2 separate regions of the Homo sapiens genome follow, and region 1 is linked to region 2. Evidence: read pairs that join two places in POLR2A ChIA-PET (ENCODE). Cell type or tissue: OCI-LY7. All regions are shown on one strand. Links, peaks and the distances in the headings refer to the core of each region. The heading gives the core; the rest is flanking DNA. Region 1 has its middle 96 kb from the start of EVA1A-AS. Region 2 holds the start of LOC105374810 (a long non-coding RNA gene).

Evidence for each region. ChIA-PET counts read pairs that join two places held together with the same protein. Peaks named below come from ENCODE experiments on the same cell type or tissue, not always from the same donor. Only the 100,000 strongest peaks of a DNase experiment are listed, where the experiment ranks them.
Region 1: POLR2A ChIA-PET joins it to region 2 with 5 read pairs; 2 of 35 experiments call an interaction of 5 or more read pairs at or near these places.

The regions. Positions count from the first base shown.
Region 1 is chr2:75,420,556-75,436,379 of GRCh38, reverse strand. No RefSeq gene overlaps it. Among named protein-coding and RNA genes, the nearest start is that of EVA1A-AS, 96 kb to the left of the region's middle. RefSeq lists enhancers at 2,814-2,973, 3,004-3,083, 3,284-3,553, 3,564-3,643 and a silencer at 3,124-3,213. In OCI-LY7, for the core only: no CTCF peak of the experiment used is centred there; a DNase peak (open chromatin) is centred at 7,549.
Region 2 is chr2:75,324,122-75,339,945 of GRCh38, reverse strand. It overlaps LOC105374810 (a long non-coding RNA gene), which reads right to left and starts at 6,480. Exons shown (of 4, transcript XR_007087112.1): 1 at 1-6,480. In OCI-LY7, for the core only: no CTCF peak of the experiment used is centred there; no DNase peak of the experiment used is centred there.

The DNA.
Region 1 (15,824 bases), core at 5,619-10,618, 95 kb before region 2:
GTTTGTCGGCTGCATAAATGTCTTCTTTTGAGAAGTATCTGTTCATATCCTTTGCCTGCTTTTTGATGGGGTTTTTTGTTTTTTTCTTGCAAATTTGTTTAAGTCCCTTGTAGATTCTGGATATTAGACCTTTGTCAGATGGGTAGATCACAAACATTTTCTACCATTCTATAGGTTGCCTGTTCACTCTGATGATAGTTTCTTTTGCTGTGCAGAAGCTCTTTAGCTTAATTAGATCCCATTTGTCAGTTTTAGCTTTTGTTGAAATTGCTTTTGGCATTTTCATCATGAAATCTTTGCCTGTGCCCATGTCCTGAATGGTATTGCCTAGGTTTTCTCCTAGGGTTTTTACGGTTTTGCATTTTACATTTAAGTCTTTTATCTATCTTGAGTTTTTTTTTTTATTATATTTTAAGTTCTGGGATACATGTGCAGAACATGCAGGTTTGTTCCCTAGGTATACACGTGCCATGGTGGTTTGCTGCATCTAGCAACCCGTCATCTAGGTTTTAAGCCCCGCTTGCATTAGGTATTTGTCCCAATGCTCTCCCTCCCCATGCCCCCAATCCCTGACAGGCCCTAGTGTGTGATGTTCCCCTCCCTGTGCCCATGTGTTTTCATTCTTCAACTCCCACTTATGAGTGAGAACATGTGGTATTTGGTTTTCTGTTCCTGTGTTAGTTTGCTGAGAATGATGGTTTCCAGCTTCATCCATGTCCCTGCAAAGAACACGAATTCATTCTATTTTATGGCTGCATATTATTCCATGGTGTATATGTGACACCTTTTCTTTATCCAGTCTATCATAGATGGGCATTTGGGTTGGTTCCAAGTCTTTGCTATTGTGAATAGTGCTGCAATAATCATATGTGTGCATGTGTCTCTATAGTAGAATAATTTATATTCCTTTGGGTATATACGCAGTAATGGGATTGCTGGGTCAAATGGTATTTCTGGTTCTAGATCCTTGAGGAATTGCCACACTGTCTTCCACAACTCCCACCAACAGTGTAAAAGCATTCCTATTTCTCCATATCATCTCCAGCATCTGTTGTTTTCTGACTTTTTAATGATCGCCACTGTAACTGGCGTGAGATGGTATCTCATTTGGTTTTGATTTGCATTTCTCTAATGACCAGCGATGATAGATTTTTTCATGTTTGTTGGTCATGTAAATGTCTTCTTTTGAGAAGTGTCTGTTCATGTCCTTTGCCCACTTTTTGATGGGGTTCTTTGTTTTTCTTTCTTGTAAATTTGTTTAAGTTCCTTGTAGATTCTGTATATTAGACCTTTGTCAGATGGACAGATTGCGAAAATTTTCTCCAATCTGGAGGTTGCCTGTTCACTCTGATGATAGTTTCTTTTACTGTGCAGAAGCTCTTTAGTTTAATTAGATCCCATTTGTCAATTTTGGCTTTTGTTGCCATTGCTTTTTGTGTTTTAGTCATGAAGTCTTTGCCCATGTCTATGTCCTGAATGGTATCGCCTAGGTTTTCTTCTAGAGTTTTTATGATTTTAGGTCTTATGTTTAAGTCATTAATCCATCTTGAGTTATTGTTTGTATAAGGTGTAAGGAAAGGGTTCAGTTTCAGTTTTCTGCATATGGCTAGCCAGTTTTCCCAGCACCATTTATTAAATAGGGATTCCTTTCCTCATTACTTGTTTTTGTCAGGTTTGTCGAAAATCAGATGGTTGTAGATGTGTGATGTTATTTCTGTGGCCTCTGTTCTGTTCCGTTGGTCTATATATACATCTGTTTTGGTACCAGAACCAGGTTGTTTTGGTTAATGTAGCCTTGTAGTATAGTTGGAAGTCAGGTAGTGTGACGCTTCCAGCTTTGTTCTTTTTGCTTGGGATTGTCTTGGCTGTATGCGCTCTCTTTTGGTTCCATATGAAATTTAAAGTAGTTTTTTTCTAGTTCTCTGAAGAAAGTCAATAGTAGCTTGATGGGAATAGCATTGAATCTATAAATTACTTTGGGCAGTATGGCCGTTTTCACAATATTGATTCTTCCTATCCATGAGCATGAGATGTTTTTTCATTTGTTTGTGTCCTCTCTTATTTCCTTGAGAAGTGGTTTGTAGTTCTCCTTGAAGAGGTCCTTCGCATCCCTTATAAGTTGGATTCCTAGGCATTTTATTTTCTTTGTAGCATTGTGAATGGGAGTTCACTCATCATTTGGCTCTCTGTTTGTCTATTATTGATGTATAAGAATGCTTGTGATTTTTGCACATTGATTTTTTATCCTGAGACTGCTGAATTTGCTTCTCAGCTTAAGGTGTTTTGGGGCTGAGACAATGGGGTTTTCTAAATATACAATCATGTCATCTGCAAACAGAAACAGTTTGACTTTCTCTCTTCCTATTTAAATATACTTTATTTCTTTCTCTTGCCTGATTGCCCTGGCCAGAACTTCCAACACTATGTTGAATAGGAGTGGTGAGAGAGGGCATCCTTCTCTTGTGCCAGTTTTCAAAGGGAACGCTTCCAGCTTTTGCCCATTCAATATAATATTGGCTATGGGTTTGTCATAAATAGCTCTTATTATTTTTAGATATGTTCCCTCAATACCCAGTTTTTTTAACTGTTTTTAGCATGAAGGGGCATTGAATTTTATCGAAGGCCTTTTCTGCATCTATTGGGGTCTCACCCAGTTGGGTGGCACGGGGAGCAGGACCCATTTAACAAAGCACTTTGGCTGTCCCTTGGTGGAGGGGGTGTGCCATGCTGGGGGGAAACTCACTCGTCTGAGTTGCCCGGATTACTCAGAACTAGCAGGAGGAAAGACTAAGTCTGCTGGTCTGCAGAGAATATAGCCACTCCTCCTCCTAGGAGCTCAGGCCCAGGGACATCAGAGTTCTGTCCCTGAGCCCCTGAATGGAGTTGTTGGAGTTCCTCCAGGGAGGCACCCCAGTGAGGAGGGATGGGTCAGGGTCAGGCCTGAAGATGCACTCTGGCTGCAGTCTGCCACAGCCTGTGTGTTGCCCTGTGAGGAATAACCTCTTAAGACCAAGCCTTCCAGCCTCCCTGGCTCCAGCCAGGGAAAAGTGCAGCCTGGAGCTATAGAGATGGCTGCCACCCTTCCTCTACCCCAAGAGCTTAGTGTATTAGACAGCTAGCAGTCCCATTGTTGGCTGCTGCCCTTCCTCCAAGTCTCTTGGAAGGCTTAGACAGTAGGCGGCTGCCCCTCCCCACCAGGAACTCAGCCTGTTTAAGCAGTTTCTAGCTGAGTGGCTGTTGAGAATCTGCTCAGCTTTGTGGTTTTCTAGGCCCCAGTGGTGTGAGCTCACTAGTGAGATTTTCTAATCTGTGGATTACACAGTTCCATGGGAAAAGCACAGTTTCCCAGGCTGGATAGCACTCTTACTCACCACCTTCCTTGGCTGGGGGGTGGAAGCTCCCCTGTCCTGTGTGGCTCTCAGGTGGGCCACTGCACCATTCTGCTCTTCCTTTCTTTCTGTGGGTCACGCCAGCTGCCTAGGGTCAGTCCTGATGACAGAACCTGCATACCTTGGTTGCCGGTGCTGGATTTGCATGCTGTTTTGGTTCTTTTCAGTGGGAGCGTCTGATCACTGCTGCTTCTAGTTGGCCATCTTGACTGCAGTCATTCTTTCTATCTTAGAGCTTCTGATAGATGTGTAGTAGTATCTCACTATGGCTTTAATTTGCATTTTCCTAATGGCTAAAAACATAGAACATCTTTTCATGTGCTTATTTATCTTCTGTATTTGTTTTTTGACGAAATGCCTTTTCATGCCTCCTGCCCATTTTCTACTTGGATTGTTAGCTTTTTTGTTATTGAATTTGGAGAATTTAAAATATATATATATTCTTGACATTAGTCCTTTGTTGGGCATATGGTTTTAAAATATTTTATTCTCCTCTATGGTTTGCATTCTTATCCACTGTTACAGTTTTTTCTGATTCATTCTAATTCCTAGCCTCTTTCCTTCAATGCTGTCTTCAGAGGTATTTTAGTACCAGGAACTCCTAACATGAAAATCCTTGTAGGATTCCAGTAGAGACTGGAAAATTGTTTATAAAACTGGTAAAATTTACATAAATATCTGGATCTTAGCTTCTCCAAAAGAATCAGGTAATCAGGCAACACTGGTTTGCATTTATTTTGATAACACTCAGAACTCACTTTAGATAGTACTCTCTGAGTTTTCACTTTCTTCACTTTTTCCTGTTGGCTAATAACCAGACTGCTTTATTTACTTCTGTTAGAGTTTGTATATGGTTGGTTTGTCCCACCAAATCTTACATTGAAGTTTGATCCCAGTGTTGGAGGTGGAAACTACTGGGAGGTATTTGTGTCACTGGGGGTGGATCCCTCATGAATAGATTAATCCTTTCTCTGGGGAGGGGTTGAGATGAATGAGTTCTCATACTATTAGTTCCCATGAGAGCTGGTTATTAAAAAAGAACCTAGAGTTTCCTTCTCTCACTTCCTCTCTTACCAGGTGATCTCTGTACACATTGGCTCCCCTTTGCCTTCTGCCATGAGTGAAAGCAGCCCGAGGCTTTTGCCAGATGCAAATGCCCAATCCTGAACTTTTCAGCACTCCAGAATTGTGAGCCAAATAAATCTTTTTTCTTTATAAATTGCCCAGCCTCAAGTATTCTTTTATAGCAGGACAAAATGGACTAAGATGCTTCTTTACCTGCCTAGCCCTGGTAGGCATTAAGATTTTAACCCCTGGCTGACACAGTACAGTTTAAATTCTCTTGCATGATATGGTAGGCTGAATTATGTTCCCCAAAAACACCTAAGTCCTTGTAAAACAAAAATAAAATTCTAACCCCCCCACCCCCACCCCAACCATCTGAATGGACTTCCTCCTCAGCCAGGACACTCTTAAAATTTAACCTGAAAGATTGGTTCAGGCCATTGCAGGAAGTGGGGCTCAGACATGCCTCATTACGCCTCTCTGGCATTAACATCAACACAGACCTTAAGTCTGATAAGAAGTATTTACAATCTATTCTCTCTGAAGCCTGCTACCTGAAGACTTTCTCTGCACACTAAGAACTTTAGTCTCCACAATCCTTTATCTTAACCCAGACATTATCTATTTTCTTTCTATTGATCCCAGGTCTTTATATAAACTCAACCATTTGGCAACCAGAAAATTTAAAAATCACCTATAATCTGGAAGCTCCCCCCAGCCCCCCACTTCAAATTGTCCTGCCTTTCTGAACTGGACTCATGTATTTCTTAAATGTATTTGATTGAAGTCTCATGTCTCCCTAACATGTATAAAACCAAGCTGCACCCCAACTTACACAGCGTCCATGTGAAGAGACCACCACAGGCTTTGTGTGAGCAACAAGGCTGTTTATTCCAGCTGGGTGCAGGCGGGCTGAGTCCAAAAAGAGAGTCAGAGAAGGGAGATAGGGGTGGGGCCGTTTTATAGGATTTGGGTAGGTAGTGGGAAAATTACAGTCAAAGGGGGTTGTTCTCTGGCTGGCAGGGGCAGGGGACATAAGATGCTCAGTGGGGGAGCTTTTGAGCCAGGATGAGCCAGGAGAAGGAATTTCACAAGGTAATGTCATCAGTTAAGGCAGGAACAGGCCATTTTCACTTCTTTTGTGATTCTTCAGTTACTTCAGGCCATTTGGATGTATACGTGCAGGTCACAGGGGATATGATGGCTTAGCTTGGGCTCAGAGGCCTGACACAACCCCCTTGGGCACGTGTTCTCAGGACTTCCTGAGGGCTGTGTGACAGGCTGTGGTCACTCGTATTTGGCACAGAATAAATCTCTTCAAATATCTTACAGAATTTGCCTCTTTTTATTGACATCCTGATTCCTAGAACCTGCAAATACGTTACCTTATGTAGCAAAAGGGACTTTGTTGAGGTTGATTAAGTTAAGGATCTTGAGAGGGGGAATTATCCTGGATTATCTGGATAGGCTTGATGTAATCACAAGGGTTCTTACAAAACAAGAGCAGAAGGGACAGGGTCAGAGACGAGATGTGGACAGAAGCAGAAGCTGAAATTATGCACTTTGTAGACAAAGGTAGAGGCTGCAATTCAAGGGATGCAAATGGCCTCTAGAAACTGGAAAAGGCAAGAGAACAGATCTCCCATTGAATGTCCAGAAGCAGTGCAGCTCTTCTGATACCTTGGTTTTAGCCTGTAAGATCTATTTTGGATTTCTGACCTTCAGAATTGTAAGCTAATACATCTGTGCTGTTTAAGCCACTAAGTGTATGGTAATTTGCTACAACAGCAACAGGAAACTAGCACTCACAGTGTTTAAGTTTATTTACTACCTGACTTCAACAAATCCCTGAATGCTGGTTTCTTTCCCCTTTGCTCCATTCTCTGTATACCCTATAGTCTCCACATGAAATTACTCATCATTCCCCAGGACACCATGTTTTTCACATCTCCATGTTTTTGAGTCATGCTTTTTGCCTAAAATTCTATCTCTTTCCATAAAACTTCTAGAAAAGAAAGGGGGAAGCCTACTTTAATATTATAACTACCAAAGATATTTTTACCACTTACAGTGCAGACAAGCTGAAGTTGATGAAAGATGCCACAGATCATTCCACAAGTTTCCCACCTGAGAGAGTACACCCTATTATAAGAGTCCCATTAAGATACCCTAATTTGGAAGAATTCAAACTGGAAAAGAAGGCAGTTCTCTGTGGATCAGGTGGGGAGTTCTTGGCTTGATGTCCTTTTAGCATTGTAGAATAACACTGGGAAGCCAATGTGATGGGAGGTGCAAAGGCAGGTATGGGCATGGCAAATGGAAAGGTGACAAATGGTGGGACCTCCTAAAGATGCAGCTTCTTTGTGCCTTTCTGTGGATCCCAGTTTTAGTATTTAGCATGTCATGCATTTGTAGTTAAAATCTAAAGCTAACTTAAGAAAAGAGTTGAGACTGTAGTCAGCCAGGTTCAGCTTTGCTTGCAGCACTGGTGGTCCCAGGAAACAGAGCAGCTGTCTCCCAGTGGAACAGAAAGAACTGCTCTAGCTGACAGCAGTTGCATTTGCACCGACTCAACCAAGGCAGTGAGCAGTTCCCACCACATGCCTATGGAGACGTGCTGCTCCCAGGCTGCTGGGCACCACTCAGTCTGATTCCTGGCTGGGCTCACTGCCACGTCTGCTGAACCACTTTGTTTTCCAAGATCTACAATGCCACCAGTATGACCAATTAATATTGCCAAGGCACCTGCCACAGTTGGCCATGGCTTCTGGGAATGGTAGTGACAACAGATACACAGGCAGGACACAAACCAAGCTTTGTGGGTAGTTCCCAGCATTTTACCAAAACTGCCTCTTTTGCTGCAGGGAGATATTTTCCCTTTCAGATATGGAACTTTCCATTCGAGACGCCCATACTCTACCCCAGCCAGCCTCCTCTTCCACAGGGAGATGCATCATCTTCTCATAATTCCTCTTTATGCAGCCCTTAAGTATGGCCTACACAGCACATGCTTAAGCACAGCAGAGCTTTCCTCTTAAGCCTGAGGTCTTTCACGGCACCTCTTCCTCTGGCACTGCACTAGCAGGGCAGTGAGATTTCAGAATCCTGACATTCTGCTGCCACTGCTCATCTGCTTGATTTGCATGCAAGGCAGAACCCTCTCTAAAAGTGACAACTAGAAAGTATTTTAAGATGCCGGCTCCTAGCATTATTAATCCACCTAATATGTCTCTGAGGGACTAGGGGGCAATCTTGTAACTCCATGCTGGTTTTTCAACAGTGTTAGCATGGGCTTTTATCAGAGACTTTAGAATTTTCAATTGCTTCTATGTAGCTACTTCCAGGATTTCTTCACCATAATTAGTTCTTGTCACATGTTTAACCTGTTGTTTTCAGAAACTGATGAAACCTAATGAATTCTTTTAGAACTATATTGTTTAGGGAAAGGTAGACGTGTGGGATGAAGAGAAACAAAGCCTTATAGATGCTCAAAAATCAGCCCCAGCTCTAAAGAGATAATGCAGCTTGGATTTTCTGATACTCTCCTTGAACTTTCCAATCAGGAAATAGGCACTGGGAGAGGGAAACCACATTTTCCTCTCTTTTTCAAAAAAAATGTTGCCCAACAGGTTTGTGCTATTTCTGATAACAAAGCCCGTGTGGGCTGTGTCATCCAATTATATCCCCGTAAGATCTTTGTGATAGATTGATTTTCACTCCCAGTTGATGAAATTGTTGTCTTTTTTTCCCCTTATGTCTTCACAGGCTTTTTAGTGGAAAGTTGAAAAATGCTGCATTTGGGCCCACTAGCTGGATTGCTTGCTAAATCAGACTTCTAGATGTAACTTTCAAAAGTCTGTTTTGTTCTTTTTTTTTTTTTGTCTATTCAGAGAAGCCCATTTTATGGATTGTAGAACAGGGCCAAGTGGAGGTGGTTATTATGGAGAATGAGGAGCTGCATTCAGTCTTTAAGAAAACCTTGATTTGAATGGAAAGCTCAGAAACCCTAAGCTTTTACATTTCCATACTTGCTGGAGTCGTGGTGCCAATTTTTATTTCCTTTGAATGAGAGACAGGTAATTTGTAGTTTATTGTGCCTTTACAATGCAATGCCTGATGCTTTGTTAACTAACAAAACAACAAATTTCATCATGTGTCAGTTAATGATATCTTCTCTCCCAGTGTATGGCTTTCTTGAATACTCAGAAATTGTCTTAAAATTTGAGGAGTTTTCTTTTGAAATATAGCTGTCACTCTAATTCCCTATCCCCCTTTCAGTCTTCATCTTTGGAAGAAAAATTTGCACTTGTCGCCACATTCTCGCCTGCTCCCCGCCCCCCGGGCCCCCAACAATTTCCCCAACCTCTCCCCAGTCACTCCTTTGCTTACTGGATTCTGGGCCACCATCAGTCCATGGCAAATCATCGTGAAGGCCACCACTGAATTGCTAACAGCCAAATTCAACCTCCAAACTTTTTTTTACCTGATTTCACCTCCTGCTTCATTTTTTTAAATAGGAAAAATGAATGTGAACAAGTTTGAATTTTCTCACATCACGCATTCTTACTCCCTTCCCTGTTGAGTGAGCCTATCTGTTGTTCAAACTCCATTCTTGAGACCCTTTCATTTCCTCTGGACTCTTACTCCATCAATAGCTTCTCTAGTATATTCCGATTTCCTCTTTCTACTGGCCACTTCCAAATTAGCCTATGAATGTGTTTGAGTATGTCTCATCTAATACACACAAACACACACACACACACACACACACACACACACACACACACACGCTTTGTCCCTTGATCCTGTGTCCTCCTTCAACTCTTAGATTATCTTTCCTTGAAAAGCCAAATTGGTTAGCAAAACAGTTTCCACTTGCTATCTCCAAATTCTAACCTATCATTTTCTCTTGAAAACTTCAAACACCTTTTTGTGGCATCTAATGGGATGATTATACGTTTGTATGGTTTTCTTTTCTTATCTGATCAGTGAATGTCATGAATTATTTTAAAAAAATGTTGATCAATCCTTGGAGCGCCTTTTTTTTTTTTTAATTCAACCTGCTAATGTTTTATTTGGCAGTTTGCATGTCACAAATATTTACCCCTGTTTTCTTCTGAGAGTTTTATAGGTTTAGCTCTTACATTTAGGTTTTTGGTTTTCAATTTATTCTGAAGTTAAACTTAGGATTTATATTTAGAATCTAGACGGTGGTTCTGAAAGTACTGCTCCCACACCAGCAGCATCAATACCTCCATAAACTTGTTAGAAATGCAACTGCTTATAGGAATGCTTTCACACTGTTGGTGGGAATGTAAATTAGTTCAACCATTGTTGAAGACAGTATGATGATTCCTCAAATACCTAGAACCAGAAATAACATTTGACCCAGCAATCCCATTACTGGGTATATACCCAAAGGAATATAAATCATTCTATTATAAAGATACATGCATACGTATGTTCATTGCAGCACTATTCACAATAGCAGACAGGGAATCAACCCAAATGCCCAACAAAGATAGACTGGATAAAGAAAATGTGGTACATATACTCCATGGAATACTATGCATCCATAAAAAGGAATGAGATCATGTCCTTTGCAGAAACATAGATGGAGCTGGAAGCCATTATCTTCAGCAAACTAATGCAGGAATAGAAAACCAAACACTGCATGTTCTCTCTTATAAGTGGGAGCTGAACAATGAGAACACATGGACACAGGGAGGGAACAACACACACTGGGGCCTTTGGGGTGAGGGAGGTGAAGGAAGGGAAAGCATCAGGATGAAGACCTAATGCATGCGGGGCTTAATACCCAGGTGATGGGTTGATAGGTGCAGCAAACCACCATGGCAGACGCCTACCTATATAATGAACCTGCCTGTCCTGCACGTGTATCCCAGAACTTAAAATTAAATTAAATTAAATTTAAAAAAAAGAAATGCAACTTCTCAGGTTGTAACCCCAGATCACTGAGTCAGAAACTCTGGGAGTGGAGCACAGTGATAGTGGCAGGAGGCAGCCAAATGCCTGAAGCCAAGCCTGACGCCAAGCTACAAGTCAAATTCACAGACTGAATTGAGAACCTGTCTTCCCATTTGGTGCACTTTCCTCTGATTTCTCCCTACCCTTCACCTATTTAAATATAACTACCTTCCCTAATTGGTTTTTTACACTGTCATGCCCACCTTTGAGTGGTGCCTTTATTTTAACCTTTTTCACATACTCGCAAACCAATCAGCACACACTCCCCATTCTGAGCCCATAAATGCCTCGGACCCAGACACACTGAGAGAGAAACCACCCAATTTTGGGTGAGGGACCACCCTCATGTTCACCCTCTGCTGGGAGCTGTTTCATTGCTCAATAAAATTCTTCTCCACCCTCCTCACTCTTCAATTGCCAGTGTGACCTCATTCTTCTTGGATGCAGGACAAGAATTTGGGACCCAGTGAATGTGGGTACACAGAAGGCTGTAACAACTGTAGCCCTCTGCCCTCACCAGTGGAGGGCAACCTCCTCACATGACAGGAAGCAGTGGTGGGGCTGAGCCAACCCTGGAGCCATGAGCCGGAGCAGGGTAAGGGGCTGACAGAACTGTTAACATGCCATTGTTCATCGTGCTGCAGATGATGTGACTGAAAGAGTTAATTATCATGCTGTAGCACCCCCTCTGGGGCTTCAGGGTCGAGGGCACCCCTGCCTGGATGCCACTGTGTTCCCCTTCTCTGGACACTGGAGTCCACTATGGGAGTGGCTTGTGACGTGCCTGGTCCAGCCACAAGTACCACACAGAGCCCATTTCTGTGCCAGCACTGGGAGAGGCCAGCTAGACCCTGCACTCTCTTGCTCACACACCCCCTCTCACCAGGGGCTGAGTGTGCAGTTGCAGCAACAGGAGAATCTGCACCAGAGTGCAGGTTGGACTCTGCCAAGCAGGCTGAGTGGATGGTGCATCTCCTGCAGTGATCTGGTGCCTGAGTAAATCCCAGACAGGGGCGTTGCCAGCTGGAGGTCTCCACCTGAGAAAGTGACTAAGAAAAATCCTACATCAACAGTAGTTTGTGTTTTAACTAAACTTCCAGGAGGTTCTGATACATGGTCAAATTTGAGAAACATTTTACTGGAAATGCATCCTTTTCATCCAAAAACATCCATCACCTCCAAAAGTTTCTTTCTTCCAGCCCTCTTTATTTATTATTGTGCTAAGAACATGTAATATAAAATTTACCATTTTAGCAAAATTTTGCAACACAGTATTGTATACAAAATTGCGCAAAATTATTTATTATCTTTTGTGATAAGAACACAACATAAAATTTACTTTCTTAGCAAACATATGCAATACAGTATTGTTAATCGTAGACATTATGCTTTTTCAAGTAGATGTCTAGGACTTATTCACCTTATACGAGGGATACCTTGTACCCTTGGACTAATACCTCCTAATTTTCCCCTCCCCACAGCCCCTGGGGACCACCATTCTACTCTCTGCTTCTATGAGTTTGACCATTTTAGGTTCATTATATAAGTGATATCATGTAGTATTTTTTCTTCTGTGTCTGGCTAATTTCACTTAGCCTAATGTCCTCCAGGTTCATCTGTGCTGTCATAAATAACATGATTTCCTTCTTTTTTAAGGCCGAATTATATTCCACTTTCTCAGTCTGTTTGAACTGTTATAATAAAATACTCTGTGGCTTATAAACAATGGGAATTTATTTCATTCAGTTCTGGAGTCAGGAAAGTCCAAGGTCAAGGTGCCAGAAAATCTGATGCCTGGTAAGTGTCATCTTTTCACTGTAACCTCAGCAGCAGAAGGGCAATGAATTTCTCTGGGATCTCTTTTATAGGGGCACTAATCCTGCTTATGAGGAGTCTGCCCTCATGATCTGATGACCTCCCAAAGTTGCCACCTTCTAATACCATCTCCTTGGGGGTTAGGATTTCAACATATGAATTTTGGGGCACACAAACGTTCAGACCATAGCTCCATAGGGTATATATATTTATACACCACATTTTCTTTATCCATTCATCTGTTGATGGACATTTAGACTGCTTCCATATCTTGGCTATTGTGAATAATGTGGGAATAAACATGGGAATGCAGATATCTTTTTAAAATCCTGACTTCATTTCCTTTGGATGTATACCCAGAAGTGAGATTGCAGGATTATATGGTGGTTCTATTTTTAATATTTTGAGAAACCTCCATAGTGTTTTCTTTAGTGACTACAACAATTTCCATTTCCACCAACAGTGTCCAAAGATTCCCTTTCCTCCACATCCTCACCAACACTTGTTATCTTTTTTTGGTGTATATATATATATGTGTGTGTGTGTGTGTGTGTGTGTGTGTGTGTGTGTGTGTGTATAAAATAGCCATTCTAACAGGTGTAAGGTGACATCTCATTGTGGAAAAATCATATTCAAATAGATGTTAAATAGACATTCATATGCAATTTACCCTTGAACCCATCCATATACAATTTACCCAATTTACATGTTTGAACTGTGCAAGTCCACTTATACCTAGATTTTCTTCCACCCCTGCTACCCTTGAGCAAGACCAACACCTCTTCTTTCTCCTCCTCAGCCTACTCAATGTAAAGATGATGAGAATGAAGATCTTTATGATGATCCATTTCCCCCTAATGAACAGTAAATATATGTTCTCTTCCTTAAGATTTTCTTAATAACATTTTATTTTCTCTAGCTTACTTTATTGCGATAATACAATATATAGTACATATAACAGACAAAATATGTGCTAATTGACTATGTTATTCATAAGGCTTACAGTCAACAGTAGGCTATCAGTAGTTAAGTTTTAGGGGAGTCAAAAGTTATGTGTGAATTTGAGACTGCATGTGGGGACAGCATTGCTAACCCCAGCATTGTTCAAGAGGCAGCTGTAATTTAATATTAGTTCTGGACAGAATTTTTTTAGAAATAGGAAGATAATTTTGTTTAACATGAGAAACATGCACACACTATCATAAAATCCTAGGGGATTCCCATTAAAGAGAAGTAGAGAAGAAGTATGACCACTGTGACAACTATGGTTTAACACTGTTCTGAAAGTTTTAGAAAAAAACAAGCCATGGAAATGAATTAGGTTGGTAATTATTGGAAATGACATAACAAAGTTATGATTTCCTTGTGTTCTTTGCCTAGAAAACCAAAGGAAATAAACTAATAAAAATTTACTAAGATGATGAGTTAAAAATGGCATATACAACATTAAAGATTTTGTATATATTCAACAATGCAGAACATATAATTGTAAAAAGAGCCCACTGACAAAAACAATTGGAATATGCAGGATTAAACTTAATTTGAAATATTCAGAACCAACTGAAATAAAGCTCCAAAAGTAACAAAAATACACAATTTAATAAAAATAGATACCATGCTTCTGGATACAGAATTCTCAATATCATAAAAGTTGTCTACAAATAAATGTATACATTTCGTAGAATTAGTAATGGGAAGGTGTACAATATTGAGATGCTAAAGTTCATGTGGACAAATAGGCAATAATAGTTTATAAATTTTTTCAAACAAAACTGGAACAGGGATCTATAATACTAGATATTAATGCATGTACATTTTCAGTAATTAAGAGTGGAGGCTTTGACTTGCAATTCTGATGGGGTAGCTTGCTATAGACCAATGCTCCTGCCAAGAAAACAAGAAAAGCCAGATAAAACACAAAAACCATCTGTTTGAAGGCATTGGTGAGCTGCCAAGCAAAGAGAAGATAATGGAGTGACATCTTTGAGTGCTGAAAGAAAATAACTAGAATCCTACAGTGTTAAGCAAATAACAGTGTGGAGCAGAAGAACTGAATAAAGCGGATAATGTCCATACAGAGACCCTTTCCTCCTTGCAAGCTTCTCTCACTATCCCAAAGGCCTTTGGATCAAACTTTTATTTAGGACTCATCCTTAGGGTGGAGTAAAAGGGAGATGGACAGGAGAAGGATTTAGTGTTGCTTCTGTGCCTTACCCCTTGGAAACCAAAATCCCCTTCCCCTGCTCCCAGTTTTTGTTCTTTCTCTTTTTAACCCCAATTGGGATACAGGGAAAACTACAGTCCCCAGGGTTGTGGCCATGCCCTATGCAGAAACATTTCTGGAGAATCAGGTCAATTCTGCTGGCTTGTAGAGCTGCTTCCTTAATTCTTGCCTGTTTTTGCACGTCCCCCTGGGATAACATGGGGACTTCAGTAGCTCAGTCTTTGGAATCACCTGCTAAGTATTTTTAAATGGATTAGAGGGTGTGACTTATCTTTACTCAACTTCTGACATAGGAATTCAACTCAGTATTCCACTTTCCATCTTAAATGGGGTTCAGTGACTCTGATTAGCCAAGGCAACAGATTATACAGTATGCATCAGAAGATGCTATCACCCTAATTATACAGTGCCAAGCATATGTAATGCCTCACAGGGCTGCTTCTTTCACAAATGGTCTCTCCATCTCTTCCCAGGCACCTTTCTCACTCCTAACTAAAGATGAATCAAGAGCAAGTTTCTCTCTCCTCTCTTCACTCCACCTGCATGGGAGCCTACTTCTTCTGGACAGTCAGAAGTTTTTTTATTATACGTTTTTTCCCAAAGAGATTCACTTGTCTTGCTATTTCAAAGCTCTCTCTTAATTACTTTCTTTTTAATAAAACTATATTTAAAGAAGATATTTTTGGCTTGAAACAACAATGCCTCTTTAAGCTGCTTAGACATATGCATTTACTCTTTGAATCAACAATCTCAATTCTAAGAATCTATCCCAAATAGACACTTGGCAAAAGCATAAAAACATGCATGCACATGGCTATTCTTTAAAGCATTTTTTTAGATAGGAAAAGGCTGGAAATGACACAAATGTCTATCAATGGGTGATTGCTTGACAGTTGAGAAGGAATTTGTAGGGAAATTGCTACAAAGAAATTAGAAGAGATAAAGAGCAAATGAGTTGGTGGGGAAACCCAGAGATAACAACATCAGGCAGCCCTTCCATCTCTAGGGCCAGAAGGACAAAAGGAAAAGCTGGTATTAGCAGCTAGGGCTTTCCAGTGAGACTGGAACCTCATAGGAGATGTGGCCAGAGACACGGCCCAAAGCAGAGGAGAATAGAAACCTGCTTCTTTCCTCTGTGCCTCTGTCTCCTACACTGTCTAACTCTACCTACCAAGGAAGGCTGGTTTGCAGAGGTCAGATCAAGAAAAGCTGGGGAAGGCAGAGGATACAAATGAGACATCAGATTCAGTTTCTACTAACTGCTTTTTTTCCCCTCCGTTGAATATGAGTCCTATTTCTTTGTATATCTCATAACGTTGTTTATTGAAAATTAGAACCGGGCG
Region 2 (15,824 bases), core at 3,921-8,920:
TATAAACACCGGACACTTTCAGTTGCATGGGGTTATTAGAGAGTATCAGAAAAGGTCTCCTTGTCTTCCCCAAAAAAGTATTTCATTAATTGGCCTTAAACTCTTCTGGAGTAAGATAATTCTGTTGAAACTGAAACACCTTTGAGAGACTAAATGCATCAACATCTTATAAATCATCACTATATTAGATGATATCGTTTCCGGAACACTTTTTCCCCTTAAATGGAGGAAGGAGGATGAGGATTGACACACGGTATTCTGCGTGAGGAAGTAGGTCTGGGAAGGATCCTCAGCACAACCAGAAGTGGCCTAAGAACATCACCCGGAAGTAGGTTTCTAGAAGTAGTGGAAGGCAGCAAGTGAGCAGAACCCCCAATACAAGCTCAATAATTTGCCATTTTGTTTTGAGCTAATCCTTTTTACTGAATACACAGACACAGGAAAGTAGGTTGCCTTTTGCATTATCCCTACTTTCTGTGTTTGCCTGTGTCAATGGAAAAGTGACCTGGAAGTTACAGCAGAGGAGGGCAGAATCTGGAATTTTTGATCTAATTTGAATAAGAAGTGTTCGGAGAGTAAAGGATGATTTGCAACTCCCCATAGCTACAGGGAATAATGGGTCTTAACTGTATAACAAAGAGAAAGAATCAAAGCACAAATTTGGAATTTTATTGTCAAATTTCTGAAAGCAATTTATTTAAATATGTAATTTTATTACAATTAATGGTTCTAGTTAAGGTGGAAAAATTAGTCTATGGACAAGGTTGCAAGCCTCCTTAGGTTATGAGTCTAAGTGGCTGCTAGAGGAGAAGAGAACTCAGGCAAAATCATGACACAAAAGTAGAAGAAGGCACAGAGAATGGGGTCCAACGCTTTGAAGCCCAGTAGAATCTGGGTGGAAGGCAGTGAATAAAAGGAGGGAAGAATCGTGAGAAAAGTTAACGCAGACAACAGTGAGACTCTTCACAAGGTGCCAAAGGAGGGCTAATAATTTGGCACCCCTTCAAACTGATATGTTTACATTAGCTTTACCTGATGTAAAGTAACCCACTCTGACTGAACTTAGTAGCCATTGATAACATATTAGCAAATTATATTTAAGTTTATATATACATATGTCTAATTTCATTGTGCAGTCAAATAACCTTTTTTTCTCAGTTACGACTGTTAAGGAAACCGATGACAGTGCTTGTCAAAACATCACAGAGTGGAGAGCTAATTACAGGTTTCAGCACCTTTCTTCAAAAGTCTGTCTTTGTGACGTAATGACCACTGAAAAAGCGAAGCAGATGGGAAACTCTTCTTTTGGATAAGAAAAGCATATTTGTATGAGATTTTGAAATGCAAAATACACAAGATAGAATATTCTCCAGCTTCCCTCAAGGCTTGCTCTCCCAGCCGGTCTTTTCTTCTTTGCTCTCCCATGTTGATTACAGCTCCTTGTTGATTATTCATTTCTGGTTCTCTTTTTGATTAGGTGCTCCACATTTGGCGATTCTTCTCATTCCAATCGTTCCTTAGTGTCTTCAGCCCATCTCAATTTTTTTTATTCTAATGAATTTGGTCTCCTCTTTACAGTTTATTACCATTCTTCTCTTACAGTTTCTAAAAATTCTTACACATAGTCTTTCCATTTTCAGGGCCATTACATTTTAAGCCTTTATTTGGTGAATCAATGCTCATAACCATAAATGATTCTAAAGATTGCATTATCATATTCTTCATTGGCTCATCATTTTCAGTGCTTAATAATGAACAGGCATGGGTTTGCCAGTGAGTGCTGAGGCCTTTAATGATTATTGGCTGGAGTGATCACGTGAAACCACACTCAAACTTTGTGGAAACATACCAAAGCGCTTTTTACATATAGATATTTATTCAATTCTTAGTGAAGAAGAAAACAACCTAAATTACTACTAATAAAAGTGTTATACTCCATGTTTTATTTTACAATTAAGGAATGTATTACATGTGATTTTTCAGAGCAGACAGTTCCTGGGTAAAGCATATTAAACCAGTTAAAATTATGGCTAATTCAGCTTATTGCCTTTTTCAGGCAATCAGCTTTTTGTTATGCATCACTTAGTTTCAGAATTGTAGCTTGCCTGACCTCTGGCTTCACTGGTCTTGGAGGCAGCGTTTGGCCTTGGGTTGCACTATGAAACTTACACAACTGCATTACAGAAATGGCCAACAAAGGGAGATGGTGCTGGTGAGGAGCATGCTCCCAAAAATTTCCATGAAGTTTGGTGGAGAGAGGTTCCAATTTATATTTCACTACTGAGAAAACTGAATTAATCGACACCATTATTCAGATCTGCATCGGTGGTATTTTTTAAAAAGGTATTACCTGCCAAAGTATTGCTTAGGTGAATCAACCCATTCACCTAAAATATAAATTTTAATCAAGTACCCCACAAAAAAACATTAATCTCAAGCCACCTACCTCTACCTTTCCCAGCCCACTTTTGCTTGACTCTGATTCTGAAGAGACTAAAAGTTTTCAGTAATTCCAACATCTTTTGTATAAAGATTTTATTAAAGTATTTTAAAATTTATCTACTTTTCCTTTCTGACTCCCGAATCAACAACCCTTCGATCCTGACCCAAATGTGAGTCAGTTGATTCCAAATAAGGCTGAAAACTCTTGAAAAAGTAAAAATGCAAACATTTTTTTTCTTTAGCCCAGACAGGAATTAGAAACTGCTGACTGCATCCGTTTTAAACTAAATTTAAGAAATAAACAACTTAGCTACCCCAGTGATTGTTGACAAGGGACCAGTTACATCCCACTCCCACACTTTCCCTGCTTAGGCTGCCTAACCACTAGGTTTTGTGAATTAAAGAGGAAAAGAAAGAAGAGAGATTGAGCTCATCATTGAAAACGAAGCTATCGGCAGATCTGTTTGGTATCTTTACTTTCTAAAGATAGCAAGGTTAAGTTCCACTGTGGAAATGATGACCTGAGGAGGGAGATGGAGGCTGGGTAGAGTTAACGTGGTCCCGCTCTTGGTGCGTGCTTGGTTGGAGAACTTTGCGGTGCCCTTAGCATGAACGGGGTCCTGTGCTAACACCTCATTTGCAGGCAATGCTACAGTGCCGAGGTTACAAACTTGGCGGCTTGAGGCCTGTGTCCAACCCATCAGACTTATTTGTTTGACCTTCACAATCTTAAATAAAAATTAAGCCAACATTTAAAGATCAGACAATTACATATTAAATCTCCTATTTCTGCCTTTAAAAAAAAAATCAGAAAAGGCAACAAACTCCAATTCCCCAGAGCTGAGTAGCAGCTGTCCAGCCTCCAGCTGGGCCCAGTCTCACCATTTACAGCTCTTCCTTTGATACTGAGTTTCCTTTGCCATTTAGCATGATGTTTTTTCGCTGCTGCTTTTCTCAGTAATCATTTAAAAATTATATCTCAAAAGTCAGAAAATGAAAGGCAGATTGAGAACTTTCTCCCCCAATATAAATGAGAGAACATGTTTACTTGTGGAAGTGAAAAATATATCCATTTGCTTAATGAACAAACAAGTTAGGTCTGTGTCAAAAGAAGACAGCTTAAGGTTCCCAGCTATGCTACCAATTTATGTTACCCTCATGGCTCATGTGGGTGTTGGAGTTTGTAACCCCTGAATTGTTTATTACATTCTCTACATCAGTGGTTCTCAACAAAGGGGTACAGAAGAATATCACAGTCAACCAGGTGGCTTCTTCAAACTACACGTCCTTCCACATGGATGATTCTGGGATGCCTGCCCCTCTGGAGCCCTATCTGATTACAATTGTTGTCTAGGAAATTCTGATGTAATTATCTAATAGAGAATTCCTCATTCATATTCAACTCCTTGTTCATATTCTGGTCTTCAGATGACATTTATTGAAAAGCATCTTGATGTCTTTATTTCAATTCTTCTGCCCTGCTTCACCCCAAAGTAAGATCGCTGACAACTCTGGCATTCAGGTATCATACTGACCACCCATAGGGTATGTGTATAAATGGTGGGAAGCTGCCAAGAAGCCCCCTCTGATTGTGAAGTTCTTGTTTCAAATGGTGTGTGGTAATCAGAGTGGGAATAAAAACTGCCTGACACCTTTGAAACTGCAGTAGGATGGTTAGCAAAAACTCAGGATATCTGTAGATGTGTGGCTAGCCAATTTGAGAACCTGGGGAGCTTATTAAAATATTGGTGTCCAGGCCTCATTACATTGTTTTTAATTAATAATTCTGGGGTAGATGTTGAGAGACTGAATATACAAATGGACAATGGCCAGAGCTACATAAAAATAGAATTCTGACCCACAACCTCTGTAGCAACCAATCCAGGAAAACAAACCATAACCTCTGTAGCAATCAGCCCAAAATGGCCAGGATTTGGTTAGCTTCCCTAATGTGTGTCTTCCTTCCAACTTAAGACCAGCTGGAGAAAGCCAAATATGTACCCCTAACCAATTGCATGGGATGCTCTGCTTTTAGTTAGACCATCTACGGCATGCCCCTGCCAACACCCTCCAATCAGGACACAACTGAACCCTTCCCTTTTGCTCACTATACAGCTTTTACACTTCCCCGCCTGCCTTTGTGTTTCTGCCAAATGCAAGTGATAGTGGCTGGCTTCCTTGCTGTAATGAGCTCTGAATAAATAGCTTTTGCTTGTTCCTATCTGGGTAGTCTTCCCTTATTTTCAAAGGTTCCAGGAGTCAGTACATTTAGCAGCCTCCCCAGACAATGCTGTTGCACAACAACATTGAAGAGTCACTGCTATAGAACACTCCTGTGTTTCCCAAATTTTTCAAGAATCACTGTATGTGTGCATATGTGTGTGGGGAGTAAGTACAGATTCTCGTATCTCGCCCCAAGATCCAACTGAAATAGAATTTCTGGGAAGTGGCCTGGGGGTTTTTTTTCTTCAACTTTTTAAGTTCAGGGGTACATGTGCAGGATGTGCAGGTTTGTTACATAGGTAAATGTGTGCCACCGTGGTTTGCTGCACAGATCAACCCATCACCTAGATATTAAGCCCAGCATAGGATTTTGTTTTTTAAAAAATAAGCCTCCTCCTCCAGGTTGTTCTTATTATCAAGGACATGTGGGAGACTCTGGTCCATGGTGCTGTCCATAGGCTTGTGCCAGGTCACAATAAAAGCACCTAGAACATTTGTTTTAAATAGAGACTTCTAAGCTCTACCATAACGTTGTAAGTCTAGGCTCTCCTAGTGATTCCAATAGGTCACATGTTCTGGGAGGCCATACTCTACTTATATGATTCGCAAATGGTAACGTTCATACATATCCCCTGGGAATCTTTTAAGAAGGCAGATTTTGATTCAGAAAGTCTAGGTACGGCTGAGATTCTGTATTTCTAACAAGCTCCCACATAACACTTCTGCTGCTGGTCTGCTAACTAGGCTTGGAGTAGTTAACATTGGCTGCATAGTGGAACCACATGAGGAAAGAGCCCCAAGTGTGAGACCTAGTGGGCAGCCAAGATTTGGAAGACTAGTTCGTCTACACACTGCTCAGCCACATGACTGGAACAGTGTTTTCACAGGAATGGCAGCACAAGCGATCTGAACAGCGCTCTGATGAAATCAGCACTGACCTGTGCCTGACGTCCTATACTCCTCAGCATGGCTTTATGGGTTCTTGCAATTTTTCCTGTGGGTGTGAAAATGCCTGGAAGTCCACTCAGTGAGCTTTGCAGTGGTTGCTCCGTAGGATTCCTGTTGAACTGCCTGGCCTTCAGCCATGGGGAGATTTTGCTGAGGGGTAGGCTTAATGGTGGCCCTGAATATTCCTGCTGCCCAGCAGCTGGGAAGTAGTTAGCTGAGCAAGATTCATCTTCAATGACGAAGGGGATTTCCACAAGGTAAATTGTTCTAACCTCAGAGATGAGTGTGATTGGATGCTCCCAACTTAAAAAAGAAAAAAAAAAGGTACACAAAAAAAACCTGGTGGTCAGATTGGTTTATGTTCAATCTTTTGTCCCTAGGCTTTCACGACCAATTACAGGGGCGAATGAGACAACAGTGTTGTTGCTGATGAGAAGGCAAATCTGGATGGGTTATAATCACAATCCACCCTTCACCAGATGGCTTCCTCTGTTGCCAGGCATTTGATGAGCCATTTCATGAAGCCTCTTATGGGGATGGGTTAATGCCTGAAAGCCTGTGGATTTGAATGGACCAATGTGAAGGTGCTTAATAGATCCTTGGATGCTTGGCTCATTTTTACTTAGAGGATAAATAAGCTGGTACATAATACAATCTAAGAGAGCTTTTCCAGAATAAAACTACCTCACACCTGAGGATTATGTAGCTTTCAATTGATCATGCATGACACCAGAAAGGAGCAAATTTGTGATAATAGGCCTGGAACCATATTACCATGAGTCCAGGGACACATGTTTTTAAAAATCATCTTTCCAAAATGTGTTACATCATAATAGATCAATTGCAAAGGTCTCATGGCTGATAAACACCCCACTCTGCCTGTGCTCTGTAATTATCTAGAGCAAAACATTCTGTTTAGTGAATGGCCTTTGTTTTCTTTTCTATTTTTTTTTTTTTTTTTTTATCTTTTTGGAGAAGAGTCTTACTCTGTCTTCCAGGCTGGAGCGCAGGGGCACAATTCAGCTCACTACAACCTCCCTCTCCCAGGTTCAAGAGCTTCTCATGCCTCAGCCTCCCAAGTAGCTGGGACTACAGGCACATACCACCACACTCGGCTAATATTTTTTTTTCTTTTATGCATTTTAGTAGATGCAGGGTTTTGCCATGTTGCCTAGGCTGGTCTCAAATTCCTGAGCTCAGGTAAACTGCCTCCCTCAGCCTCACAAAGTGCTAGGATTACAGGCGTGAGGCACCGTGCCCGGTGGCTTGTTTTCAACCACATTGAAATAACGTATAAATAAAAGGTATCTCTAAGAAATATTCAGATATCTGGAGCCTGGATCATGTTAGAAGAGGCCAGGAGAAGCTAGAGGCTGTTTGTAATTATTATGATGTGCTACCTAATTCTCAGGCAGAGGTTGGGAGGTTAGCAGGGAGAAGGCAGCAGAATGTCCATGTGGAAAAAAAATCTTTATCATCCACAAACCAGTGCATGTCTGGTTTCTGAGAAACAAGATCTCTCTCAAATATTGATATCCAGAGGCTGGTCTAGTGGTCATGAATCACTGGACATGAGTCATTTCTATATATATAGATAGATAGATATTATAGAAATATATATATATTTTTGTAAAAAGTACACCAGGTACCTTTATTTTAACAACAAACTTGATGTGTGTTCAACTCTTTTCTGAACAGAGAGTTCCCAAAATAAACTAAGTAGCAGATTACCTTATTTCAATGTTTAGCAGACGGTGAGTGATACAGAAACTCCAGACCAACCAAAGGAAAAAAATTTATAGTAAAGTTTTGCACTATACGATGGTATAGTAGACTAATATTGCTTTCTTTATCTTATCTCACCACTGTATTTTAATACCCAAGAAGATACAGAACAAGAAAGAAAAACTAGCAAAAGTACTGAATTCAGAGATACAAGAAACCCGCACGACACAGTCTGGAGAATTTCTTTTTTTGTTTGTTTGGTTGGGTTTTTTTGTTGTTTTTTTATTTATTACTATTATACTTTAAGTTTTAGGGTACATGTGCACAATGTGCAGTTTAGTTACATATGTATACATGTGCCATGCTGGTGCGCTGCACCCACTAACTCGTCATCTAGCATTAGGTATATCTCCCAGTGCTATCCCTCCCCCCTGCCCCCACCCCACAACAGTCCCCAGAGTGTGATGTTCCCCTTCCTGTGTCCATGTGTTCTCATTGTTCAATTCCCACCTATGAGTGAGAATATGCGGTGTTTGGTTGTTTGTCCTTGCGATAGTTTACTGAGAATGATGATTTCCAATTTCATCCATGTCCCTACAAAGGACAGGAACTCATCATTTTTTATGGCTGCATAGTATTCCATGGTGTATATGTGCCAATTTTCTTAATCCAGTCTATCATTGTTGGACATTTGGGTTGGTTCCAAGTCTTTGCTATTGTGAATAGTGCCACAATAAACATACGTGTGCATGTGTCTGTATAGCAGCATGATTTATAGTCCTTTGGGTATATACCCAGTAATGGGATGGCTGGGTCAAATGGTATTTCTAGTTCTAGATCCCTGAGGAATGGCCACACTGACTTCCACAATAGTTGAACTAATTTACAGTCCCACCAACAGTGCAAAAGTGTTCCTATTTCTCCACATCCTCTCCAGCACCTGTTGTTTCCTGACTTTTGAATGATTGCCATTCTAACTGGTGTGAGATGGTATCTCATTGTGGTTTTGATTTGCATTTCTCTGATGGCCAGTGATGGTGAGCATTTTTTCATGTGTTTTTTGGCTGCATAAATGTCTTCTTTTGAGAAGTGTCTGTTCATGTCCTTCGCCCACTTTTTGATGGGGTTGTTTGTTTTTTTCTTGTAAATTTGTTTGAGTTCATTGTAGATTCTGGATATTAGCCCTTTGTCAGATGAGTAGGTTGTGAAAATTTTCTCCCATTTTGTAGGTTGCCTGTTCACTCTGATGGTAGTTTCTTTTGCTGTGCAGAAGCTCTTTAGTTTAATGAGATCCCATTTGTCAGTTTTGGCTTTTGTTGCCATTGCTTTTGGTGTTTTAGACATGAAGTCCTTGCCCATGCCTATGTCCTGAATGGTAATGCCTAGGTTTTCTTCTAGGGTTTTTATGGTTTTAGATCTAACGTTTAAGTCTTTAATCCATCTTGAATTGATTTTTGTATAAGGTGTAAGGAAGGGATCCAGTTTCAGCTTTCTACATATGGCTAGCCAGTTTTCCCAGCACCATTTATTAAATAGGGAATCCTTTCCCCATTGCTTGTTTTTCTCAGGTTTGTCAAAGATCAGATAGTTGTAGATATGCGGCATTATTTCTGAGGGCTCTGTTCTGTTCCATTGATCTATATCTCTGTTTTGGTACCAGTACCATGCTGTTTTGGTTACTGTAGCCTTGTAGTATAGTTTGAAGTCAGGTAGTGTGATGCCTCCAGCTTTGTTCTTTTGGCTTAGGATTGACTTGGCGATGCGGGCTCTTTTTTGGTTCCGTATGAACTTTAAAGTCGTTTTTTCCAATTCTGTGAAGAAAGTTACTGGTAGTTTGATGGGGATGGCATTGAATCTGTAAATTACCTTGGGCAGTATGGCCATTTTCATGATACTGATTCTTCCTACCCATGAGCATTGAATGTTCTTCCATTTGTTTGTATCCTCTTTTATTTCCTTGAGCAGTGGTTTGTAGTTCTCCTTGAAGAGGTCCTTCACGTCCCTTGTAAGTTGGATTCCTAGGTATTTTATTCTCTTTGAAGCAATTGTGAATGGGAGTTCACTCACGATTTGGCTCTCTGTTTGTCTGTTGTTGGTGTATAAGAATCCTTGTGATTTTTGTACGTTGATTTTGTATTCTGAGACTTTGCTGAAGTTGCTTATCAGCTTAAGGAGATTTTGGGCTGAGACAATGGGGTTTTCTAGATATACAATCATGTCGTCTGCAAACAGGGACAATTTGACTTCCTCTTTTCCTAACTGAATACCCTTTATTTCCTTCTCCTGCCTAATTGCCCTGCCCAGAACTTCCAACACTATGTTGAATAGGAGTGGTGAGAGAGGGCATCCCTGTCTTGTGCCAGTTTTCAAAGGGAATGCTTCCAGTTTTTGCCCATTCAATATGATATTGGCTGTGGGTTTGTCATAGATAGCTCTTATTATTTTGAGATACTTCCCATCAATACCTAATTTATTGAGAGTTTTTAGCATGAAGGGTTGTTGAATTATGTCAAAGGCCTTTTCTGCATCTATTGAGATAATCATGTGGTTTTTGTCTTTGGTTCTGTTTATATGCTGGATTACATTTATTGATTTGCGTATATTGAACCAGCCTTGCATCGGAGGGATGAAGCCCACTTGATCATGGTGGATAAGCTTTTTGATGTGCTGCTGAATTTGGTTTGCCAGTATTTTATTGAGGATTTTTGCATCAATGTTAATCAAGGATATTGGTCTAAAATTCTCTTTTTTGGTTGTGTCTCTGCCTGGCTTTGGTATCAGGATGATGCTGGCCTCATCAAATGAGTTAGGGAGGATTCCCTCTTTTTCTATTGATTGGAATAGTTTCAGAAGGAATGGCACCAGTTCCTCCTTGTACCTCTGGTAGAATTCGGCTGTGAATCCATCTGGTTCTGGACTCTTTTTGGTTTGTAAGCTATTGATTATTGCCACAATTCCAGCTCCTGTTATTGGTCTATTCAGAGATTCAACCTCTTCCTGGTTTAGTCTTGGGAGAGCGTATGTGTCGAGGAATTTATCCATTTCTTCTAGATTTTCTAGTTTATTTGCGTAGAGGTCTTTGTAGTATTCTCTGATGGCAGTTTGTATTTCTGTGGGAGCGGTGGTGATATCCCCTTTATCATTTTTTATTGCATCTTTTTGATTCTTCTTTCTTTTCTTCTTTATTAGTCTTGCTAGCGGTCTATCAATTTTGTTGATCCTTTCAAAAAACCAGCTCCTGGATTCATTAATTTTTTGAAGGGTTTTTTGTGTCTCTATTTCCTTCAGTTCTGCTCTGATTTTAGTTATCTCTTGCCTTCTGCTAGCTTTTGATTGTGTTTGTTCTTGCTTTTCTAGTTCTTTTAATTGTGATGTTAGGGTGTCAATTTTGGATCTTTCCTGCTTTCTCTTGTGGACATTTAGTGCTATAAATTTCCCTCTAGACACTGCTTTGAATGCGTCCCAGAGATTCACATAGGCTCAAAATAAAAGGATGGAGGAAGATCTACCAAGCAAATGGAAAACAAAAAAAGGCAGGGGTTGCAATCCTAGTCTCTGATAAAATAGACTTTAAACCAACAAAGATCAAAAGAGACAAAGAAGGCCATTACATAATGGTAAAGGGATCAATTCAACAAGAAGAGCTAACTATCCTAAATATATATGCACCCAATACAGGAGCACCCAGATTCATAAAGCAAGTCCTGTGTGACCTACAAAGAGACTTAGACTCCCACACCTTAATAATGGGAGACTTTAACAACCCACTGTCAACATTAGACAGATCAACGAGACAGAAAGTCAACAAGGATACCCAGGAATTGAACTCAGCTCTGCACCAAGTGGACCTAATAGACATCTACAGAACTCTCCACCCCAAATCAACAGAATATACATTCTTTTCAGCACCACACCACACCTATTCCAAAATTGACCACATACTTGGAAGTAAAGCTCTCCTCAGCAAATGTAAAAGAACAGAAATTATAACAAACTATCTCTCAGACCACAGTGCAATCAAACTAGAACTCAGGATTAAGAATCTCACTCAAAACCGCTCAACTACATGGAAACTGAACAACCTGCTCCTGAATGACTACTGGGTACATAACGAAATGAAGGCAGAAATAACGACGTTCTTTGAAACCAACAAGAACAAAGACACAACATACCAGTCTGGGGAATTTCTAATGACTGCCTTGTCATTAGATTGAGAAACATACTGAACTACAGACACCCTGCCTTACCTCATCCCCACCACCTGCTCCAGCAGCCACACCTCAAGAGTGCGTCACTTGTCACACAAAGGGGACTTTCTTCTGAGCAGTCGGGGCCCTGTCACTCCCCCCCACCTACCACACAGCAGCATCTCTATTTCCATTCAGGCCCAACTTTAAAAAAAAGAACCCAGATGAGAGATCTGGCTGTGGCACACTGCGATCTGGGATATGTTCCATGAAGGTTCAGGCGCCACATACACAAAATGAATAGCTGATACTCCTCCTTCATCAGAGAACTTGTGAGGCAGAAAGCGGGGAAAGCCCATCTGAGTCCAGCAGAGCTCCTCTGGGGGACATCAGGTCAGGCCCCAGTATCTGGGCCAGATGCAGTACTCATCAAAATTGCCTCTCAGTCCAGGTTGGAAGAGGGAAGCTGCAGCACCCCGTGGCTAGAAACAGGAGAAAGATATCCCCTACAATTCTCTAGATGATAAATCTCAAGAGAGTTGTTCCCTAAAGCATTAGTTAACTAAAAAATAATATAAAATAAGCAAACATGGGCTCTAAGAAAAAAAAATTCAGGTTAAGAGGATGATTTGAAGGCTCAGAAAGAGCACATCTTTGAAAATTACTTGCTATAGGAAACAGAATTTTAAAATAAAATGCATCTGGTTGACTCTTCATTGACAAAGCGGAAGCTCCCAGGGATGAGAGGTTGAACACTAAATTACACCTCTTTACACCATGTCAACTTGAACGCTGTGGGAACCCAGAGGCCCCTGCTGGGCTCCTGTGAGTCAGATCTGTCTACCTGGAGGCTGCTGCAGCGACGTGAAGATCTGGCAACTGGGGTGGACACAGCCATCAGGGAAATCAGCAGTGACAGTGGTGGGAAGCCAGGGTGAGGAAAAGCAAAAGAAAACGGGGGTGTTCACACTGAAAGCAATTTCCTTTCTTATCACCTCACACTTGTCGTGCTTTTGACACATTTTTATCGACCTTGGACTGCATAGAATATTAAACTTCCTGCATTTATTTGTGTGTGGTTTCATGCGCGTGGATTCTTTATGTTATTACTTTGGAATATAGTGTGGCATTTCCTCAAACCTTCTCGTCTTTTGCTCAAGCATGGGTTTAAGAGCAAATAAACACACATACTCATTTCTGTTGTTGTGGGTGAGACAATAGTGTCATCATGTATTTATTATGTGTTAAGCATTGTCCCAGGCTTTTAAAATTAAGATACACATGTAATTCTCGCAACAACCCGCAAGATGGGTGTGATAATCCCTCCTTTGTGGATTGGGCAACTGGCTCCCAAGAGGGTAATGTAACTTGCTCAAGGCCACACAGGGAAGGCAGGATTTGAACTCAGGTCCACTTTATTCCAAAGCCCTGTCTGCCATAGCCATACTCTCCGAACAGCATACTCACAGAAGTCACTACTTGTCTCCGCAACTTCCCTATCTTATGGTTAAATTAGTCTCTAGGTAGAATTGCAGTCTTTAGTTACTTCCCTTAATAGCTCCCTTCCCTTATTCCCTTGGGTCAGTTTGCAGTATCTAGTTGAGTCTGGACTCTGAAAGTCACTCTTTTGGTCACACATTCTGTTGGCTGAAGATTGTCAGCCAATTACTAACTAATTATCATCATTAACCTGTTAGTAAGAAGAGGAAGAACCTGTCATCAACCAGGCAAAGAGAGGAAGAACCTTAGATAATATTAAAGAAAACAACATTTCACCCCTACTTTTCAGTCTCTGCTACAAAAAAAGACTTTAAAATTAAAAAATTAATTATTTAAAAAATTAAAAAATGATTTACCAAATTATTATCCAAACCACTGATAAGTCACCTCAGCCACCAAATGTGATTTCAAATGATTTTCTAAGCAAATCAAATCCACCTTCAAAGGGCAAAAATCTGGCATAATTTAGTTATTCGATAGAGTACAACGTACGTTCTGGAAGCAATTCAAAGTTAGACAGTCCAAAACCAAGTCTGAGCAATGATGGTGAGGTTGGAATAAATGCAAAATCATTCAAGGTGACCACTTTCAAATACAACATTCTTTTGAATACAAAAATTCTGGAATGTTCATTAAAAACTTAGTGTAATTTTCTTATTGTTTCACTGCCTGAAAACTATCAGTATGTTTCCAATAAATATTGTTTTATGCCTAAATTAGACAGAAGTTGGCTTATGTTACTAAAGGTCAAAAACTACTAATTACTTTAAAAAACTAGAGCCTGAAGTGTTCAAATAACAGATTTTAAAAGATGACCTTAAATACAAAACTTGGCTGGCTCAAGATATTGAGGCATAGACTGTGATCTATTCTGGCTCAGATACATTTATGCGCTACAGAAAAAAAAAATAGCTAAACTGTTAACTGTTTGTTGGCATTCAGATGATATGTCTACATGGAACTTCAGGGGATTTGGCAGAAAATTTCTGATTATTAATGGATCTTGACTACTTGTGGCTTTCAGCAGGGGTGATATTCAAAATACCTTCAACAACTCATACAGCTCTCAATCCACCAATCAGAATGGATGTGGGATGAGCAGCTGGGCCCTGAGGCACTGACTGGCTCACACCAGCCCCTTAATTGCTAATTGTGATGTCCTCAGGAGGTCCTGGGGAAGGGCCAGGGCAGTGGGGAAGGGTAGAGGGTAGTTCAGAGGCAAAAGAGGCTTAAGGCTGTAGCTCTTTTCATATTTATAAACAGTTTTGGGCCTACAGGCGTACTGGTTAAATATCACTTCTGGCCTACAGGAAGACCTTGCAAGAAAGAAACAAGCCCTTGTCCAACTTAGCCCGCGTAATAATAGAAGGAGAAAGAGAGCAGAATGCAGCTGACCTTTCTCCTGTGACCAGCAATCCAGGACGTGTGGGGGTGGGACTTAAATTCTGTTTGTGAGTAAAAGCAAGGCAATGGTGGGAACAGAGCATCTGTAAGAGAGGGGATGGGAGTGTCCTCAGAAGTGGGCGAAGCCTGACCAGTCCCCTGTCCCCCTTCCCACACATGAGGCTGTTGCTGTGCCTTTATTTTCTGATACTTTATGTAAGATTGGGAGCTTGGTTCTGTCTCTCATCAGGGCTTACTCCTTCATCCTGCACCATGGCAGTGCCAGGCTGAGGTCTGGTCCAGTGGACAGAGCCCCCAGACCTGTTGCTAAGAGAAGAAAACTGCAAAGGAATGAGTAAGATCTGGTGTTAAGGACCATGATTTTAAAAATTTATTGCTTTGGTTACTAGCTATAAATTTTCCTATGAATTGAATAGACTGGCAGCTTAGCAGGGTTTTAAGGAAGTTAAAGTGACAAAGAAAACCCAGCTTAGAAAGAAGCAACCCATAATACTCCACTCCTAAAACAATTCCCAGGCTCCAAAATCATGTCAACAGGAAAGGCATTGCTAAAGCAGCTCCCTGATGAGGAAACATTCCTACATGCTTCTCAGTCATGGTCCTGGAGGTCAACAAGTAGGGAAAGTTCTCCCAGCAGGAGAATCATCAGGGTAGCCAGACCAGCCAACCAAGCGCAGATGCAGAGGATCTGCAATAGACTGGGAGAGAACATCTCAAATGTTTTCATGTTCCCCCTTTATAGATGAGAGTTCCTGTTGTGGTTTTCCTGTTTTACCTTCACTATTGGTTATTCAGTGTGTTGGGGATGGTTACATGGACCAATTAGCCATCAATTGACATACTATAAGAAGCTGTATCTGGACATGACCATCAGCCAGCATCCAGGTCTCAGGCTAGATGAGGCTACTGGATGTGATTTTGAGATCTTTTCCTTTTAGGGGTGGTGGGGCATGCATATTTGATTTCACATGGGATAGCTGTGTTACACTAGGAATTCTGGAATTGTGTGTATGGAAATAAAGACGGTGAGTGTAAGCCCCGGCAGCCATGAAGTGGAATGTAAGAGATTATGGTAGCTGCACTTATCTGCCTAAGAAACATTCCTTCCACCTTCTAGTAAGAGCTTTAGCTGTCACCAGGCCTGGCCAATCATGAGCCCCCATTGCCCAGTGAAGTGATTTGTTCTGGCATGGGCACATGACTCATGCAGACACTGGGAGAAATACACTTTCCTGGCTGATAGTGGCTTGGTGACCACACCAGTGACCATGGTTTCCACCTTGTGGAGAAGGACAAGAACTGGACAAGGACAATACTAGTGGTACTGAACCCCCAATTTCAAATCCCAAGGCCCTAATTCCTAGTTTCCACCATTTTTTCAACATTTTTGTAAGC